Regions from separate parts of the Homo sapiens genome. Here regions 2, 3, 4 and 5 are each linked to region 1. Evidence: chromatin loops called from intact Hi-C (ENCODE). Cell type or tissue: ascending aorta. All regions are shown on one strand. Region 1 has its middle 5.1 kb from the start of LINC00954. Region 2 overlaps LOC124905977. Region 3 overlaps LOC105373456 (a long non-coding RNA gene). Region 4 overlaps LOC105373454 (a long non-coding RNA gene). Region 5 holds the start of LOC105373454 (a long non-coding RNA gene).

Region 1 (4,000 bases):
CCAGTCCTGGGCCCCTGAGTCAGCAGCAGAGACACAGAAAGAAAACATGCTAACTTGTTAACTGAGTGACTTGTAATGGGGACAAACATTCACATTACAAAATAATCTCCATTTGGCAAAAGGGCCTCTTTAGGAATTAACAAACTCCTCTTTGAACATGTAAGTGTCCTAGAAGAGCTAAGTGAGGCTGTTCCCTGGAATCACACTACCCAGGTGTTAGTCACTCACCCCTTAGTGTGAATCAGCTTGATCAGGCTGTTTTCCTGCTGCCTTCTGCTAGAATTCAACTTTCTGAAAAAATAGATCTGTTTGGGAAGTGATGCAGGCTGGGTCATTTTGGAACACAGAGCACAATACGAGTCTTGGAAGCAGTGGGGAGAGAAAGAGGAGTTGTTCAGCCAGAGGGCCAAGTAAGGAGACAAAGGAAAGCTGGGGGTCACAGTGGGAGGCTCAGGAGGGCAGAGTCCAGGGGCGGGAGCAGCCCCCCAGGCGTGGGCACTGGATTTGCTTGCTGGGGCTGCCGCAACAATGCCACACAGACGGAGCAGCTTAAACAGCAGACGTGCACGGCCTCTTGCCTCCTGCCGTGTCCAGTCTCCCCGCTTTCCAAGGACACCTGTCACGTTGGATTAGGGGCCCACCTGACTTCACTATGACTTTGCCTTAACTAACTACATCTTCAACCACTGTATTTCCTTATTTGAAATTCTTTATTTCCTTATTTCATCACATTCTGAGGTACTGGGGTTTAGAACATCAACATGCGAATTTGGGGGTATCATGACTTAGCCTGTGATCAGCACCTTTTCTGGGGTGAAACTGAGGCAGAGGAGACCTCAGCCCCAACCAGCCGAGTAACCCTGAGCAAGCCATTGTCCTGTGTGACCTCAGGTGACTCACCTGTGGCACGGATGGCCCGGGGATGGTGGCTGATGGTCTCTTCCACCTGCCTCCCAGCACATTCAGATGGTCCAGTGAGGACCTCCTGCATCTGCGAGGTGCAAGCCCCCTGGGCAGTGGCTTTTCCACGGCTGTCAGCAACGCTCACGTGACTAGACATCAGAGGCTCTTCCATCCCTGCTCGATAAGGCACGGGGCCTTGTTACCAGCACTCCCAAGCCCCAGGGAGTGAGCTAGGGCACAAAAGTAATAACGGACACCAAGAGGTCTGGAGACTCCTTAAACAGGTGAGCCTCCAAGACTACACAGCCAAGACCTCTACTGTATTAAGTCTGTTTTCACACAGCTATAAAGAACTGCCCGAGACTGGGTAATTTGTAAGTAAAATAGATTTAATTGACTCACAGTTGCCGCATGGCTGGGAGGCCTCAGGAAACTTACAATCATGGTGGAAGGCGAAAGGGAAGCAGGCACACCTCACATGGTCGCAGGTGAGAGGGAGAGAGGGGGGAACTGCCAAACACTTTTAAACCATCAGATCTCGTGAGAACTCACTATCACGAGAACAAACAGCAGGGGGGAACCGCCCCCCTGATCCAATCACTTCCCACCAGGTCCGTCCCCTGACACATAGGGATTACAATTCAACACGAGATTTGGGTGGGGACACAGAGCCAAACCATACCATCCACAGAAAAGCATGCTCTTACACAGTCGGGATACATCCTGCTGTTGTCTGCAAACAGCTTGCGTTTACAGGGAGCAACAGCACCATCTCTGGCTGAGTCAGGCCCATCTGCCTTCAGAACAGAGCCTGGCCAAGGGGCCACCTCCCCGCGCGGGACAGGCCAGCACACAGTAGGCGCTCAAGGAGCCGGGGACAGAGGCGAGGGCGGCCCACTCGTGGAGCGAGGGCGACACCCAGTGGCCATGTGGAAAATGACCTGCTCGAGCCCAAAGGCGGGTGGCAGCAGCGTCTGATCCGCCAGCCTCAGGCCAGGAGGCGGTGGCCGAGTCCGATTTGAGTCCCATGTCCTCTGGACTGCAAGTTGAGACTCCCGGTCCCAGGAGGGACAGCAAGGCCTTCTCCACCTTCACAGGCCATCTGACTACCTGCGCAGCTGTTTAAAGAGCAAACCGCGCATGAGTTAGGCCGCTTGGCCCTCCCATTCAGACCCCTCAGGCCGCCTGTGGACAGCCTGGCTCACCCTCTAAGAGCCTTCCTGCCCGCCCTGGGAACACACACCGCAGGGTCCAGGGACTGGCGTCAGGAGCAGAGCGAACTCAGCGCCACCTGGGCTCCAGGCCAGGCTCTGCTCCAGGACTGGCCCCTCCCCGATTCCCATCCCTGAAGCCAGGGCCACTGGGGTTATAGTGAACCGCTTCTGAGGACACGTGCAGCTAAGGGTGAGCAACTTGTTTTTTGTTTGTTTGTGTTTTGTGTGTGTGTGGTTTTGTTTTGTTTTGTTTTTTGAGATGGAGTCTCACTCTGTCGCCCACACTGGAGTGCAATGGCGCGATCTCGGCTCACTGCAGCCTCTGCCTCCCAGATTCCAGCGATTCTCCTGCCTCAGCCTCCCGAGTAGCTGGGATTACAAGTACCTACCACCACACCAAGCTAATTTTTGTATTTTTAGTAGAGATGGGGTTTCATCATGTTGGCCAGACTGGTCACAAACTCCTGGCCTCAAGTGATCCGCCCGCCTGGGGCCTCCCAAAGTGCTGGGATTACAGGCGTGAGCCACCCCACCCTGGGTAAGCCATTTGTCTTCAAGACCCCAAGCCTTGATATCAGACAGCTGGGTTCAAATCCGATCTCTGCCCCGCCCAGCTCTGCAGCCTCGGGAAATTCTCTATGGGGCCTTTCCTCTCTTGGGTTACCACGGAGATTCGATGATGGCAGGTGCTTAAAGCTCCCCACGTGGTACCTTTCCCGTAACAGGTGCTCAGTGGTCGCGGGCTCTTCTTTAGCTTTGTCTGCATATCAGCACGACAGAAAACAGCTGCACCGTATCTCAGGCAGCCCCAGGTATGTGGAACTAAGTGATCAAAATCAGAGACATCTGCCTCTGCTGTTCTGCAAAGCCTCTGCCCTTCCTCTCACACAGACCTGATCACACCCCCACACCAAAACATACACGTGCAAGCTGCCCAGGGCCCCTTGCTGACTGCCTCAGGGTCAAGTTCACACCGATCCCCCCACCACCAGCACAATTATCCAGCCTGGAACCCCAAGTATCCATCCTAGAAGCTGCTGTCCCCTGTTGCCCTCATCCCCACCCCTCCAGCCGCCTAGAGAAGACTGGGAAAGCCCAGAGAAGAGCAGGGCAGGCCCCTCTACTTGTTCCCTTACTCAGGCAGGTCCAAGGCAGGGCCCTGGAGCCCAGGGACAGAGGACAGGGAGGGTCCTAGGCCCACCCAGCTCAGAAGCTCAGTGGAGAGGAAGGAAGGGCTCAAGAAGCTAGAAGGATGCGGTTGTTACTACCTTCGACAGAACCAACAAACCAAGCTCAGAGCCAATTCTTAGGCAGAGTGTGTCAAGTAAATCTTACTTTCAAGCCCTGGGAAGATGTACCCTCATGCTAGCGGTGGGGGTGGGCATTCCTGTTGTACTAGGGGCTGTGACCCCTCCCAAGACCCAGCCTTACAGTATGGCTGCAGAACTACCCCTCCCACTAAGTGTCCTCATCCTCCCTCAGCCACAGCCTGAGATGAGCCTGCAGGGCCTTTCCACTCAGTGACTTTAGATAAGCAGAAACAGAGGCCTGGAGAGTTTAGGGGAATTGCCCAAAACCACAGAGCGAGTAAGTGGTAGAAGCAGGTGAAATTGTTTAACATTATTTTATTTGACCCAGTATATCTAAAATATTATCATCTTGACACAATATGAAAATGTTAGAGGTACTTTACATTCTTTTATTTATACTAACTCTTAAAAATCTGGTATATATTTAACACTTAACAGCCCATCTCAGTTTGGGTGCTAAATTTTCATTGAAAATACTTGATCTGTATTTAGATTTCATAAACTTTGCAGTGGCAGATTCACATACTTTAAATGTGAATTTGTTGTTCCAAACAAAGTGTTCACATGAAGTGT
Region 2 (4,000 bases), 180 kb before region 1:
CTGAAGGCTCAGTGTGTCCTTCTGATCTGCAGGGTGTGGGATGCTGCAGCCAGAACTTGGGAGAAAGGGCAGATCCTATTAATCCAGGCTCTTTCCCATCAAAGAGAGTCCTGGATTTCCTTCTAGTGCACAATGGTCCCCACATGCTGCTCTCTTCCTTAGACCATAACTTCTCCTGGCTCCAACAATATTGCTGCACTGTGCGCTCTATAAAGTGAGGGCCTGAGAAGGGCACAACCCAGGGCCCTGCTGCTGGGAGGACAGATCCCCATGCTGCAGGTTGCGGTGACGGCCAGACATGAAGGGAGCTGGGAGGGGAGGGAGGGAGGTAGGCATGGGGTAGGAGGCTGAAGGCAGCATAGAATACTGAACACAAAGTAGTACAACCTTGAAACTGTGCCTTACTGCAGCTCTATCACAAAAGGTCTCTTCTCCAGTGGGGACAACAAGGAGGGAAAGAGAGACCTAGGACAAAGCTAAGAAGTAAAGTAAGTATACGCAGCTGCTGCACTCCAGGCTGAATGCAAAGTCTCAGGAGGAAGCTCAGGGGCAAGAGGATGACCAGCACTCAGGGCACCTGCACACATCTCAGCTCAGTAGTTTCAGCTGGTCTCTGACGGTTCCACTCCCCACCCATGCTGGACAGCTCTCCATGAGGAAATGGGTCCTTATGGTAAGCTGAAACTGGCCACATCATAAAGTCTACCTATTGGTCCTAGTTCTGTCCACTAGACAGCCACGCACAGAAGGTCACAAGAGGGCCTTTTGGGTACTGATGACACTTTTTTCTGCCACCCCAAGTTTCTCCATGCTATCCACCCCTGAAATCTTTCACCTGGTCCTTGTCTGGCATGGTTTCAGGGGAATTCACAATCCTACTGGCCATATCTGGAGATTCCTACACAGTCAGAGCCCCTGTCACTAATCCTCATCCTCTGCCAGGCACGAGGCTTGCTGTCAACCTCTACTCCTCCCATCAAAATAGGCAAAGTGCTTGGTCCACTGAATTTGGTTGGCAGGGGGTGCATTTTCATGAATTTTTTCCTGAAAATAAAATTAATACTTAGGGCTCATTAAATAAATGCACACTTACTCTCAAACACACCACCATTGCAAAATGCTAGAAGAGATCTAAAAAGCTAGCTTCCCTGCCTGTTCCTAGAGAAGGCACAGCAGGAGAGGAAAAATAAATAACGTTCAAACAAATGTGTATAAAAGCTAAACAAATGTTTTCAGCTGTTTCATTCTCACTTACACCCAAGCAGTGTTGCTGATGGATGAGGGTTGCAGGAACTCCCCTGGCTGGGGCCAATCTTCTTTCAAACAGCCACTGCTGCCAAAGCTATCTCCTTATAGCGAAAAAGACCCTCTGTCCCCACCCATAGATGACATTACCTAGGTACCACCAAAGGCAGGCAGGGGGCACAAGCCTTACATCCAGGAAAGATAGACCACAGCAAGGACTATTCCTCTGGGTTTATGTCCCCTGTGGTATGTGGCTGAGAAGGAAGGAGCCATAGCTGTGCTCTGGTGGCCCAGGCCACAGGACAAACAATATGGCAAAAGGAAGGGCAGGAGCTGGGGATGGGCCTGAATATTAATCACTTTCCTGAAGCAGATCCTAGATGAAGTTGGTGGCTGCCAGATTGCCAGTGTGCAGGACCAGGTAGGATGAACATGTACCTGGGGACAGTAATTCCAACCAAAACAATGGACATAACATTTACTCCACCGGGGCAGCTATATCAACAGCTCTGCTCCTCTACACACCTGAAAGGGGCCACAGTTGCAAGAACACAAGAGCAGCTGGTGGAGCCAGAACTACCATTCCAATGCCCTTCACTGGGTAGAGGTGACCACCTGATCCATTCATGGGAGTCCACAATGCAGTTTGCTAAAACAATGCTTTCTCTGAAAAGGCAGAGGCAAGAAGTAAGAAACTGGAGCTACAAGCTGACCTGAGAATGGCCTGATTCCCAGGCCCATGTCTGGGAATTTTCTCTTTCCAAATATGAAGGAAATAAAAATAGGTAGGCAGGAAGGCCAAACTATGTTTGCAAAAACCCAAGTCTGGTTTTGAAATGCCTGCTCTCACCATTTCAAGGCTAAGAATAATGGAAGAAGTTGGGAATTCTGGCATGGTCCCAGGGTATGAGTGCACTTGGATCCAAGAACACATGGATGTTCGTGCCCACACCAAACCCTCTGGAGCTAGTCAAAAGTGTCAGGCGCCTTTAGAGAAATGAACGAGGAGCTGATTAAGAAACGCGGCTGCTGACAAGCAGGAATTGCCCTATAAAACATTTCAAGGTGTCAGCGATGGAAATGCACTCCACAGCCACTCAGTAGAGAGGGCAGAGCTCCCCCACGCTGTGGAGTGCCAGCAGTAGCCCAGGCCCAGGCAGGCGGCTTCCATCCAGCTGGGCCTCAGGATAGGACCACTAGGCAGGTCAACCAACGGCGAGCAAACACGAATGGCATTCAGCTTATCGCTCAACTAAACTACCTTAAACATCTGTGCTTTCCTCTGAAACCTTGTTATGGACTGAATTGTGTTCCTTGAAATTTATATGTAGAAATTCTAACCCCCAGGACCTCAGAATGGGACTGTAGTCGAAGACAGAGGTAATTAAGCTAAAATGAGATTATTAGGGAAGCCTTAATCCAGTATGACCAGTATCCTTGTAAGAAGAGAAGACTGGGACACAGAAACATAAGAAAGACCATGTGAGGACACAGGGAGAAGACAGTCATCCATGAGCCAAAAAGAGAGGCCTCCAAAGAAATCAACCCTGCCAACACCTTCATCTTAGAATTCTAGACTCTGGAATTGTAAAACAATTGATTTCTGCTGTTTAGGCCACCCATTCTGTGTACTTGATAATGGCAGATCTACTGGACTATTACACTCCTGCTCTGCTTGCCCTGTGTTTAATAAAAACAGACTGATGCTCCCATTTGTAATAAGTAGTAGCAGGGGAGCATAAGCACCATCTTCACATACCTGAAGCACAACCTCACAGAAGAGGGAGCCAACAGGCTCCCTGGAATACAAGATACTGAGTGACTGCCAGGCATTAGGATGAGCTCTCTACTCTCATCATTTCCTGCAATCCCTACAACAACTCCAAAAAGTAGCCACAATTATCCCTATTTTGAAGAAGGGAAAAAAGGGACTTAGAGGTGGTAGGTCTCTTGACAAGCGTGTATGTCTAAATAAATGGCAGAAGTGAGATTAAAATCCAGGTTTGTCCGACTCCAAGCTGTGTCTCTCCGTTGAACTAGAACCAATGGTATCAGTCCAGGGACGCAGCTCTTCTCTCTAATGGTCAAGCTGTCTAACAACAAAAATGGACACTATGCATGCAGAGAGTTCCATAGCTAGAGGCATTCAGGCAGGGTCTGGAAGATGGAATTTGGTGGGTTATAGTTTGCAATCACCCATCTGCTCCAACTCAACACGGTTAGGACACATTATTTACCTTCCACCCATCCCCCCCAACACACACACCCCTGGGAGGCAATGATCTGAATTGCTGAGGGGGTCCATTTAATTTGAAAGTGCCCTCCCAAGTGATTCTAGTCCCTAATACTTGGGGGTGTCCCTGTTGAGAACCCTTGTGAAAGGGGGTTGGGTTGGGCTGATTCCAAAGATCCCTCTAGCCCTGAAGTCTACAGCTCTTGAACATTTATGGAGCCTCAACAGTACACACAGCACTCCGGCACAGTGCCTCCAGATCATTCCCCAGAGCCAAGGGCAGGGGATCCATGCTGGATATGCAATGAGCTCGACCTCTTTTTGCACAAACACAGTGGTCTGGCTGGAGAGAGAAGCAGAGTGTGCCCAGGAATGGCCTTGGCAGGTCAAGACCAAGGCCCCGCAGGACTGGACTAGAAGTATGCTGTGTTTATTCTCACTTGGCTGGCAAGTCATCGCCACCCCCCCAGTCTGTCCCAGCTGAGGCAGAACAAGCAGTTTTGCCATCGTGACCCCGCCAAT
Region 3 (4,000 bases), 960 kb before region 1:
TTCACTGAAAAAATTATACTATTTAAGCACTATTGCATGCATGTCAGACTCTGAATAAGATCTGGGCTATATACAAGTTACAATTTTGTGAGAGGGAAATGAGAGAGAAAGTAATATTAAAATAGGACAGAAAGATACCTAGTTATGGCAAAGAGGAATGGGAGCGAGTAGGGGAGGGGGCAAGGAAAGACATTTCAACAGAGAGAATGACATGTGGAAAGGCCTTAAGGCAGGAGACAGCACAGGAAGTTTGAGAATTGAAAGAAGTCCAATGTAATTGGAGCACAGAAAGCAAAGAGAAGAGATGTGAGAGTGAGCTGAAGAGAAGGGAGCAGTGGGGAAGGCAGGCAGGTTCTATTGAGAGTCTAGATACCCACTGAGATCAGTGTAGCACCACCCAGGGACCCTAGATTCCATCTGAATTTCAGAAAGCAGGGAAAAACACAGAGAGACCAATTAGGACATTGCTGCAATAGGGTCAGAGAGGGGCAGATGGGCTTTTGACTAGTTCTGTAGCAGGGAATACACAGACAGGTGGATGGATTTTATACATACTTTGGTGGAGGGAGGGCAAGGAGTCAGTGATGGATCAGCTGTGACAAGTGAGGGAGATGAGGTGAAAGGATGCTTGCCAGTCCAAGCGACTGGGTTGGTACCATTTCCCAAGACTCTGCAATTCTCATCTTCCTCATCTGTAAAGTCGGAAGAAAATTCTTATCCTTTCTCCCTCACAGGATTATTTGAAGGACCACGTGATATAACAAATATACAAGGGTTTTCTGGACTATAACTGATGATAAATAGATAAATATCTGATCTATAAGGTGACTGTTTGTAATCATTATTACAGCATATTCATCTCCATGGCTTTGTTATCAGTCTCCATGTGCTGTGAAACACCAGTGCTAGCTCAGTGATGTCTCTTGGGTGCCTTACAGCTTCCCGATTTCACAGTTACAGGGAGTTTACAGAGCATATAAAATGGCAAGGGTGAAAAGTTGTGGCTTCTCATTTCTCTAGCATGAACTTGGCTTTTAAGTCTTGAAATCTACTGTGATTGCCATGAGAAACCCTGAACCAGCCCAGTTTCATTGCTGACATGCTTGGGGAATTGGGAGTAGACAATGGAAACTGTTTCTCTTGCATTGTTTTACCGAGTTGCCAAAGAATGGCTGCGCCTCACCGATCTCAGCCTGGTAATTATCCAAATGGCTCTGGGTCACAAAAACCACAGGAAAGAGCCTACTGGCTTGCTGCTGCTCCAGGGCTCCAGGGCTCCAAAGATATGGCCTTTTATATCCCTTTGCAGCCTCAGAGACTGTGACCATGATTGAATGAGTCCAGCCCAAGTTATAAGGAAAATGTTTTAAGACCAATATCAGGAGACCTAGGCTCAGCCCCAGCCCTGCCACTTATCAGTTATATCACCTTAGGGAATTCACCTTGAGAAGTACCAGTTTCCTTGAGCATTATTTGAAGACAGAGTTAATTGATCCATTTAAGAGTTGTGAGAAGAAGATAAGATAACTAATACACTTTGTAAATTGTAAGATGAGAAAATTCAATAGTTGGATAAATGAGATGAGTGATATCAGCAATAGTTCCATGGAGAAGAAAGACATAGATAGATTGATTGATGATAGATATGTGTGTATACACTCATGGATATGTTTCTCACTTGGGTGAGGGGATAATATTTGTTTGGAAAGTTATATTAAACTAGAAAATCAGTGACTCATTTGTCTATCAGTATAAGTTTTAAAACTATACTCTCCATCTGTGAAAGTACAATTAACATAACCTGACAGTATCTTAGAATGCTCCAGAACTGGAGGTGACTTATCTTGGAGATTGCCAATCCTGTGCACTTTTTAGGAGGGGTCACTGAGGGCAGCCACCTTCTGGATGAAACCTGACTTGTTCCTGGTAATCCAGCCAGGCAGTGGTGGTTTGGAGCTGAAGCCCAGAGACCTCTGAGTCTTCATTCTGAACTCTTTTTACTCAACCACATGCTCTCTCAGGAGTCTTTCTATTTCCTGCCAAATGGCACAACCCTCCTTGGGAAGGAGAGTGAGGGTCAGGGGCCCAGACTGCTGGTGGTGATGTTGGGGGCAGTAGGCTGAAGGCAGGAGGGAGTATTTCACATTTATTGCATTTACTGCTCAGGCCAGGCAACATTAGACATTCAATTCATGTAATTGGAATTATTTTTTTTTCCTTTAAAAATAATGACCTCAGTGTTTAGGGTCATCACTTTGTGCTATTCATAGTTACTCAGTTTTATTTTGCTTCAATTGTGAAATCAAGCAAACCAGCTCTATCACTTTTCAACAGAACAAGAAAGCCAGTGAGTATTAGAAGGAGATCTGTGGATTATTCCATTTGATAGGAGAAAGTCCTTTCTGGGATACCAGCTAGTCACCCCAATTCTGTTTTCTCTTTTATGGATGAAAACAGATGTCAGGGAAAAAAAGATGAACATAGTGGCATTCTCTGTCAAAACATCTTGAATAATTTTTCAAACATTTTGGGTTTGTTAAAATTCAGACTGCATAGTGCCAAGCAGTTTTGCTTAATTTCTAAACCCCTGAGTATTTAAAGGGAAATTTAATCGGTGTTTTTCTGAATCATTTCATTTAATTCATCAGTGTGCTGTTTCATAAGAGCCATTTGATGCCAAAAAGGTTCGTCTGTGCCAATTTAGGAATTTTACTCTGGAAGGCTTCAAGGTCTAAGAGCAGAAACACAGCAGGGACCTGGGTGTTCTAGACTCTCACAAATCGAGAAGTAGAAAAGGCTGCATATCTTATGGTTCTAACTCCCTGAATTCTCTAGATGGGAAAGGTCTTGCTCAAGTTAATTCCAACAACCAGCAAGAAAAGTGGACTCTCAATTCCTAAATCTGCCAAGACATTGCTCTCTTTGTGTTCAGAACAAATTAAAGGCCTGTGGTGGAGAAAAGTGAACTTACACATTTAGCAGCGACTTGCTTGTTAGTATGAATGTGTTTTTTTAATAAATATAATACATAGCAACTAATATTTCTAAAATATTCTGCTGTAATTAATCAGCATTAACTGTGCAGCATTGCTGTGGAAAAGCTTTTGCTTCCTCAGAGGTAGAGCCCAAGTTTCACAGGAGAGAGCAGGATCCTAAATATGAAAATTTACTGATGCTATCTCTCCCCTCCTGCTCACCTCCCATGAACTCAGTGGAAACCCCCACAGTCAGCTTGTTTCTGTGCCTTAAAGGCCACAGTTCAATAGTTGAACACACACACACACACACACACACACACACACACACACACACACACAATTTGTAATGCTACCCGTGTATTATAAGGACATTTAGAACTGAATATTGGGAATAGGCTAATTCCCAATAAGAAGAATCATATCAAGCAAATAGTAGTGTGGCAACATAGATGTTCAGGCTATTGATGCAAAGACTCGCTTAGTACCTATTCTTTCCCAGACTTTATGCCTAGTGGTTTACATATATTCAGTCATTTATTCTTCATTATGATTCTGTGACTCTGACAGCTTTGAGTTGATTGTACAGCGAAGATATTGGGATTTAGTGAGGTTAAGTAACTCATCCAAGGTCACCCAGCTAATAAGTGGCAGAACTGGATTTGAGCAGGAACATGTAAAAAAGTGCCTGTTATTTCCATTTGCCATCCTGCTTGCTGCAAGAGCTTTGGTACTTGATTATAAGTAAATAAAAGTAATGCAGTCACCTGAATAATGTTCAAACTTGATTAAAGGGAGCTTAGGTATAGTTTTCAGATGAAGAACTTGTAGGTTCCTTTAATATACAGATAGAATATGTCCTTCATTTTTAGGTAGAATTTCTACCATAACACAAGTTTGAATCATGAAATTCCAGAATACTAGATGATTAAGGGTCTCACAGGACATAATAAGAGGCCTGATTAGGACTGAATTCTGGTGAATTCGCTTCTCCTTGCAAACACCTGCTCATGGACTATACTCAC
Region 4 (4,000 bases), 1.4 Mb before region 1:
TGCTACTAAAAGAAAAGTTTGTTACTTATGGTTTTCAAGAGAAGGAAGCAGGCCACACCATATAGGGCCGCGGTTCCCACACCAGGTTTGGTCAGGAAGCAAAGGCAGGACTGTCAGGGAAAGCTTGGCTCGGTGCTTTTATTGTGTTTTCTGTGGGAATGGCGAGCAGAGCAGGGAAACAGCTTAGGACTGGCTCTTGAATAATGTCGGCAGGCTCTGGGCTATAGGATGGTTGGTTCCTGGGTCGATTTAGGGCAGGGAAAATATTGGTTTGGTATGGGAAAGCTAGATAAAGAAGGAGGTTAAGGGCCTGGCCTCTAAGGACTGGTTGGTTTGCATGGGAGAGGTGTGTTGGCAGGCCAGTTGCTTATTGTCTCTGGGGATTAGCTATCCCTGGGAGGGGCAGTCTCTCCCTGTCCAGTTAGGCCCCCCAGAATGTCAAAGCAGCATAAATATGTTTAGAAATTTGGATTAATATAGGATAGAGGAAAAAGGAGAAAGGGGGGGAATAGTTGTTGGGGTAAGGCCCCTGAGAAAGTGGAAATGAGGGGATTCTGAGGATAAGTGAGGTTGTGTCACCATGGTTTGGAGGGGCAGTACTTTCTCTAAGGTTGAAGGGAAGGTGCGAGACGGCAGAAAGACTTCTTCTCTTCTGCTATGTGGAGAGAAAAGGACCTCATCCTCAGATGGCCTCAATCTTAGCAAAGAAGGCAATCTAAAATACTTCTGGGAAATGATCAAGACAGAGTTTGGTAAAGGATTTGGAAAGAATGGAGACACTTTTAAATAGCTGTTGGGGAAAATTCAGTGAGTAATTTTCTAGGTGTGAGTAAAAAACAGCTATTAGGGTCCAGCTGAGGTTATATTCAGACACAAAGACAGGAATAAATTTGACTCAGGGTTAAGCTTGTATAGTTGCTAATGATGGACATAGTCCTTTAGAGTTTGCAGCCTTGTCCTTAAACTTCAAGTCCTTGGACAAACAAGTCTCTGCACCAAGAATTGCCAAGATGATACAACAATTGATGTTGGCTGCCATTCAGATCCCCATTGTGCTTGGCTCTTGACTTACGTGGGAAGCATCCTGGGATGCTCCTTCCTCCTCTTTTGTTAGCTAGAAGACCTATCCATCTACCCGCCAAACCCTCATCCTTACATATTCACATTAGGAGATGGTTAACAACAGCTCCCCTCCCAATCCCTGCCATGACATGAGAAAGGGGTAAAAGAAAAATTCTATCATCATTTTCCCCAATATGTGATATCCTGAAAATTTTCACAGATCTGCTTAAGTCCTTGTCTTTAATGAAATTAGGAACAACCTCTGCAACGAGCCCTCAGATGAGACTCAAACTGACAGGAAATGAATTTGCTAATGAATTCATTAATTATTCCATTATTTATTTTAATAGAGCCTTACCATGTGTACTGCACTATAGAGGATGACCTAATTAGCATTGCTTTCTTCATGCTTGGTTTAGTAACTGATGTCTCCAAATACTTGAGTGAGGGCAGATGAAGAAGAGAAACATGAAACAGCCCCCAGATGTCAACTGATTCCACATGACAAAGGCTGGCTGTGTGAGGCAATAAATGTGTTCTGCCGACATCGGGCTGAGCAGTGCCAATATGGACATCTTCAGAAAAATAATGAGCCAACGTGGCCATTTCTCTGGGCCTTGTCTTCTCTCCTTCCAACTGAGCTGCATTTTTTACTCCCGATTTGGAAGCTATTTACAGTACATCTCAACGAGCCAGCCCGTGGTGCTGGCTCCACTTTCTTTTGGAAATATTAGAATTTGTCCCCTGAGGGAGTCAGAACAATTGTTTGTTAGCTTAAAATAAATCATACATTTGATCATGATTGTGCAAGACTCTCTTCTTCTCCCTGAAGTCTCCATCTCAGGGCTAGTGGAAAGGGAGATGTCCACTGGGAGGCTAAAAGCAGCACCATTGTCTATGGGGACGTACTGTCTCTTATCTGGAGATAAAAGAGCCAAGAAAAGAAGCAAAATAACACTACAGGGATTGCCTGAAGTGTAACTGATGGCTTTTACCAAGAAATGAAATCAAAGGGGGAAATAACTAACCATCAGTGGGAGGGGCTGGGGGAGTAACACCCAAGCCAACTTTTCCCATAGCTCTCTCCAGTGGATCCTGTGAAGTAACTAAGGGCAGGCAAAGCAGGCAGGAGTTGTGCAAAACCCACAGACACCCCAAACAGAGATTTCAACAGTTCCAGCCCAGCTCAGTGACTGTTGCATTGTGTCCCTTTGTCTGGCCATCAGCCTGGACCTTTTCTCTGATCATATGAAAAACATTTCTTGTCTGAATCACACAAATGGTTCCTATTTCTTCACCAGTCACACATTCTCTCTGGACAATCTCATTCATCTTTGAAGCCCAATACCACATGCAGGAGGATGAAACCTCATTTGTACACTGTAGACTCAACCTCCTTTCTGGGCACTAATTATTTCTGTAAAGCCATGCCTGATTATCTCAAAGATACCTTAAACACAATGGATTCCAAACCAGCTCTATCATTTCACCCAAAGCCTGTATCTCCTCCTTCCTGACATCTTGGTCAATGGTCACCATATGCGCAGCCTTTCAAACTCAAAATATGTCCATGTTACTACATAATTATTGATCTAAAGCTTTGATCATAGCAGGCCTCTTTGAAAAAGGACAAAATACACATCTCAGCCTGGAATGATCAGCTTCCTGAAGTCTCAGAGCTGTGCAGATTGTCTTTATTATCTTATTTGCGCTCTCTGAGGCATTCAATGCCTTTGACAACTACCCCCTTCTTGGAACGTCTTCCTTAATTCTTGTAACCTTCTATTTCTTTATCTATTCTCTTTGCAAGTTTCTTGCTTTGGCTCTTTCTCCTCATTCTCTTTAGTAATATTATTCCCCAATAAAGATGTTATCTAATCTCCCTTGTCACTCTACATTAGCATGCCTAAGAAACATGCTGGGAGCTTCTTATTTAGTTGCTGTCCATGTTGCTGCAAAGGACATGATTTCATTTCTTTTTATGGCTGCATGTTATTCCATAATGTATATGTACCACATTTTCTTCATCCACTCCACTGTTGATGATTAACACCTAGGTTAATTCTGTGTCTTTGCTACTGTGAGTAGTGTTGTGATAAACATACACATGCATGTGTTTTTTTTTTTGGTAGAACTATTTATATTCCTTTGGATATATACTCAGTAATGGAATTGCTGGGTCAAGTGGTAGTTCTGTTTTAAGTTCTTTGAGAAATCTCCACTACTGGATTTCAAGTTATACTACAAGGCTACAGTAAGCAAAATGGCATGACACTGGTACAAAAACAGACATATAGACCAATAGAACAAGTTAGAGAACCCAGATATAAAGTTGCACACCTACAGCCATCTGATCTGTGACAAAGTCAATAATAACAAGCAAGAGAAAAGAACTCTCTATTCAATAAATGGTGTTGGGATAACTGGTTGGCCACAGACAGAAGAATGAAACTAGACCCCTACCTTTCACCATACACAAAAATCCACTCAAGATAGATTAAAGACTTAGATGTAAGACCTAAAACTCTAAAAATCCTAAAAGACCTAGGACATACCATTCCAGATATAGGCCTTGGCACAGATTTCATGAGGAAGTCTCCAAACGCAATTGCAACAAAAACAAAATAGACAAGTGGGACCAAATCAAATGAAGAGCTTCTGCAGAGCAAAAGAAACTATCAACAGAGTAAACAGACAACCTATAGGATAAGAGAAAATATTTGCAAGCTATGCACCCGACAAGAGTCTAATATCCGGAATCTATCAGGAACTTAAACAAATCAACAAGCAAAAAATCAAACAGCCCCATTAAAAAATGGGCAAAGGACATGGACAATTCTAAAAAGAAGACATATGCATGACTATCAATACGAAAAAATGCTTAACATTACTAATCATTAGAGAAATGCAAATCAAAACCACAGTGAGATACTATCTC
Region 5 (4,000 bases), 1.5 Mb before region 1:
TTGGAAAAGAAAATGTGATACATATGCACCATGGAATACTATGCAGCCATAAAAAAGAATGAAATAATGTCCATTGCAGCCACATGGATGCAGCTGGAGGCCACTATTGTAAGCGAATGAATGCAGGAACAGTAAACCAAATACCACGTGTTTTCACTTATAACTGGGAGCTAGCCACTGAGTACTCATGGACATAAAGATAGCAGCAATAGAAACTGGAGGGAGTGGGAAGGAGGGGGCAAAGGTCAAAAAATTATTGGGTACTAAGTACCTGGGTGACAGGAATTCATACCTCAAATCTCAGCATCATGCAGTATACCCAGGTAACCTGCAGGTGCACCCCTTTAACCTAAAATAAAATTTAAAAAGAAATAAGAGTAAAGAGTAGAATTAGCCATAGCAACAATAGCAGCAGTAGTGGTAATAAAGTGACAATTGTTCTAAAGAAAGTCTCAGAACAAATAGGGAGATGGGAGGAGGGAAATATCTCAGGCTGAAGCCTTAGGGAATAATGACAGTTTTGTGGACCAGGAAGCATTTTAGTTGAACTTTGATGAATGATTAGAAGTTTGGGAAATTAAGAGGGTTCAAGTAGACGGGGTGGTGGGTGTCAGTGAAGTGGGAAGCAGTGATTGGCTCCTTTGGGCTGGAGTTCTTGGAGTAAGTGCTGATAGTTTTGGGAAGATTTATCTGGAAGTGTAGCCCAGGGTCATACTGCAGAGGCGATGAGTTTCAGAGAAACACAATTCTCCTCTTCTATTTCCTGTAGGATCCCAGGGTACGGCTGCAAAAGGAGTCTGAGAAGATGACTTACTGAAATCAAGGTACTTTCTTAGTCATTGTGATAGTTAATTGTAGGTGTCAGCTTGACTGTATTCAGGGACACCTAGCTAGCTGGTAGAGCTTTATTTCTGAGTGTGTCTCTGAGGATGTTTCTAGGAGAGACTGGCATTTGCATCAATGGACTGAATAAGGGAGAGCCATCCTCACCTAATGTGGGGGCACCATTCACTCCACTGAGGGCTCTGATGGAAAAAAAAAAAAAAAAAAGGTAACGTAATGGTGAATTTGTTCTCTCTCTCTTCCAGAGCTTGGATGCCCTTCTCCTTCTGCCCTTGGATGTCAGAATTCCAGTTCCTCTGGCTTTTGGACTGTAGGACTCACACCAGCATTCCCTGTCCCTACCACCTCCACCACCCACCAGCTTTCAGGCCTTTGGCCTGAGACTGAGAGTTACACCATCGGCTTCCTTGGTTCTGAGGCCTTCATATCCGGACTGAACCATGCAACTGCCTTTCCTGGTTCTCCAGCTTGCAGTCGGCCTGTTGTGACACCTCTCAGCCTTCCTTACAAAGTGAGCCAATTCCCTTAATTAATCATTTCTCCTCTCTCTCTGTCTCTTTCTAGCTTATTGGTTCTATCTCTCTGAAAAACCTTGACTGATTCAGTCATCTTCCTAAAAGAGTTCAGCATTTAATAAAATCCCTCTAACCCACAGGCCTAGTCCTCTCTAGGCTGGTTGCATTAAGGGATAGAAAGTCTGGAGAAGACTTTCCAATCCGGTTTTGGGGGCGAGTCAATTGCATGCGTGAAACTGAAGTTAGCAGGAGAGGGCGCTGTCCCCAAAGCTTCAGGGCCTGCAGATGCTCAGAAAGAGCTGTCAGCCTGGTCCAGGCACAGGAGAGAAGAACCAGTGTCCTGGACGAGGGGACCCGGAAGTCTGGAAAGCAGCCAGTATACCTTGGGAAGGGTGGGCAGGAGGCGCAAAGGCAGTCCAGCAAGCACAGAGGGACTGTTGAGGAATATTACAGGGTGGGGCAGTTACTGGGGGTAGGAGGTGAGGGAGAATTGTTTGTGACCCACATTGCACAGTCACCTTAGAGTTTTCCAGAAGTGAGTCCTGAGAGGAGGCACATGCAATGACCAGCCATAGCCACTAGGGGGAAGCATTTGCTTGTGAAACCAACGACCTAACCGACCAGTAGCCAACTCAGATTCCTGTCACTATACCCTTGAACTATCCCAAGAAGTGGGGATTGACATTTTCTAATGAATTATAAACTAAGAGACACTACTGCTGACTCTCCCCAGGCTAGGATTCTAGTTTAGCCGCAGGATGACCACAACAGACAAACCTCGCATGCTATTTGCCCATGAGTGGTCGGTCACACCCTGGTGATTTGAGGTGCATCCCGGGCACGGTCTCAGAGGTCAAGGTCTCTGAGCCGTCTTCTTTACTTATTGGCTAAGGGACTGTCTTCCTCCTTTTCATCCCTTGGGGCAGCAACATCCAGTTGCGGTTTGAGAAATCTGAAAGGAGACAGACATAGGCCCAACTACTCTTGGGACAGCTGTTTTTGTTTGTTTGTTTGTTGTTGTTTGTTTGTTTTGGATAGCTGTTTAATGAATCTCAGTGACAAACTTCAACTCTTCGATTTAGTACATATCTTGGCTCTTAGGGAGTAGGGTTCACATTTCAGCTTTGCTGTTTACTAGCTACATGAACTTGGATCCATCTCTTAACTCTCAGGCCTTTGGTGTACTCATTTAAAATGTAATCACAGAGCTGCTGTAAAGGTTAAATTAGAACCATATATGTAAAGCATCAGCACATAAAAAGAGCTCCAATGTGAGTACCCTTTATTCTTTGAATGATTTTCTTAACCAATCAGCCTTCCCTTAACGGGCCCAGCCTGGTGCTGTTGCTTCCAGTTATCGAAAGGATTATTAGGTGCTTGTGCACATTTCAAGTTTCCTTGTGGATGAAGATCCCATAATTTTCATTAGAGTATCACCTCTCAAACTTCAGACATTTTGATACCAACTTTATAATTGTTGCTATGTCTGCTATCCATTTGCACTATTATTTATTAAATATTTTTTTAAATCAACTCTTTTTTAAAAAACTTAATTTTAAAAGGAAACTTTATGTCATTTTTATAACTGGAAAACTAGTGTCACATGCAATAAATAAAAAGGTTAGCATAAAAATAACCATTAAAAGAAACCAAGTGATTAAATAGTGCATTACATAAATAATAGATACACCAATCAATATATTAAAATATTCCTGAGGATCTGCAGCAAGCTGTACCAGCCCTAGGTAATTTTAATAAGTCATTTAATACACAGATACAATGATTAGTGCATTTCAATAATCAAAACAAGCTGCACCAGCCCTAGGTAATTTTAATAAGTCATTTAATACACAGATACAATGATTAGTGCATTTCAATAATCATAACAAGCTGCAAACATATTTGGAGTTGTAAATAAATAAATAAATTCAAATAAAATATATATCTACTGTTCTTTGATAACTGATTTCATCTTTTGTATATGCCCCTCTCTGGTCAATTCTGTTCATTTGCATAATTAAAGCTGCCTCTTCAAATAACTCTCTTTCTGGTCAATAATCCAAATAAACTCTCAGCTTTTGGGTGTTTTCTTTCTTCCTCTGTTTTTCTCCAAGCTGGTAGCTGAGTTTATGGCAGAGGGCTGTGTCTTTGTGATTTTGTGTTGATGGCTATGGGAGCAGGGTATCTGTGAGGTGTGATATCGACCCTCTGCTCTTCCTGATTGTAAAGTAGTTGCTCGGCTGGAGTCTGGGTCCACACTGCTTGGCTCAAGCCTCAAAGGCCTGACCCTGGCCTTTGCTCTGATCCCATACCTTTGCTGGCACACCAGCCCTTTCTTGATATGTCTGTGTTCCTTCTTCAGAACATCCAGTGCTTGATCACTCTGCTCTCCTTTCTCCCTTTTTTGCCCAATAATCGCCACAAAGGGCAGGTTCTCACCTCTTCCTCTTCCAGGCCAATTAGTCTTCCTTATGTAAAACCCTACATTGGTTGGATGCGGTGGCTCACACCTATAATCCCAGCACTTTGGGAGGCCAAGGTGGGCAGATCACTTGAGGATCAGGCGTTTGAGACCAGCGTGGCCAACACAGTGAAACCCTGTCTCTACTAAAAATACAAAACTAACCAGATGTGGTTGCATG

What was found. Peaks named below come from ENCODE experiments on the same cell type or tissue, not always from the same donor. Only the 100,000 strongest peaks of a DNase experiment are listed, where the experiment ranks them.
Region 2: it touches region 1 in a loop (2.5-fold over the local background); 12 of 110 quality-filtered maps call a loop at or near these places.
Region 3: it touches region 1 in a loop (2.8-fold over the local background); 13 of 110 quality-filtered maps call a loop at or near these places.
Region 4: it touches region 1 in a loop (4-fold over the local background); 35 of 110 quality-filtered maps call a loop at or near these places.
Region 5: a loop joins it to region 1, with 2.3 times the contacts of the local background. A loop is called at or near these places in 61 of 110 quality-filtered maps.

What each region holds. Positions count from the first base shown.
Region 1 is chr2:19,861,741-19,865,740 of GRCh38, forward strand. No RefSeq gene overlaps it. Among named protein-coding and RNA genes, the nearest start is that of LINC00954, 5.1 kb to the right of the region's middle. RefSeq lists enhancers at 477-977, 1,771-2,271. In ascending aorta, a CTCF peak has its summit at 1,821 (motif pointing left); DNase peaks (open chromatin) are centred at 351 and 1,821; H3K4me3 peaks cover 623 bases; H3K27ac peaks cover 2,514 bases.
Region 2 is chr2:19,685,984-19,689,983 of GRCh38, forward strand. All of the region lies in intron 1 of LOC124905977, which reads right to left. Among named protein-coding and RNA genes, the nearest start is that of LINC00954, 180 kb to the right of the region's middle. In ascending aorta, a CTCF peak has its summit at 2,383; a DNase peak (open chromatin) is centred at 2,188; H3K27ac peaks cover 3,923 bases.
Region 3 is chr2:18,898,756-18,902,755 of GRCh38, forward strand. All of the region lies in intron 4 of LOC105373456 (a long non-coding RNA gene), which reads left to right. Among named protein-coding and RNA genes, the nearest start is that of LINC01376, 130 kb to the right of the region's middle. In ascending aorta, no CTCF peak of the experiment used is centred here; a DNase peak (open chromatin) is centred at 2,008; H3K27ac peaks cover 3,791 bases.
Region 4 is chr2:18,443,961-18,447,960 of GRCh38, forward strand. All of the region lies in intron 4 of LOC105373454 (a long non-coding RNA gene), which reads left to right. Among named protein-coding and RNA genes, the nearest start is that of RDH14, 110 kb to the right of the region's middle. In ascending aorta, no CTCF peak of the experiment used is centred here; DNase peaks (open chromatin) are centred at 1,696 and 2,201; H3K27ac peaks cover 2,857 bases.
Region 5 is chr2:18,385,938-18,389,937 of GRCh38, forward strand. LOC105373454 (a long non-coding RNA gene) reads left to right here and starts at 604. Exons shown (of 8, transcript XR_001739302.1): 1 at 604-824; 2 at 1,089-1,354. RefSeq lists a silencer at 1,856-1,985. In ascending aorta, a CTCF peak has its summit at 1,923 (motif pointing right); a DNase peak (open chromatin) is centred at 1,924; H3K27ac peaks cover 617 bases.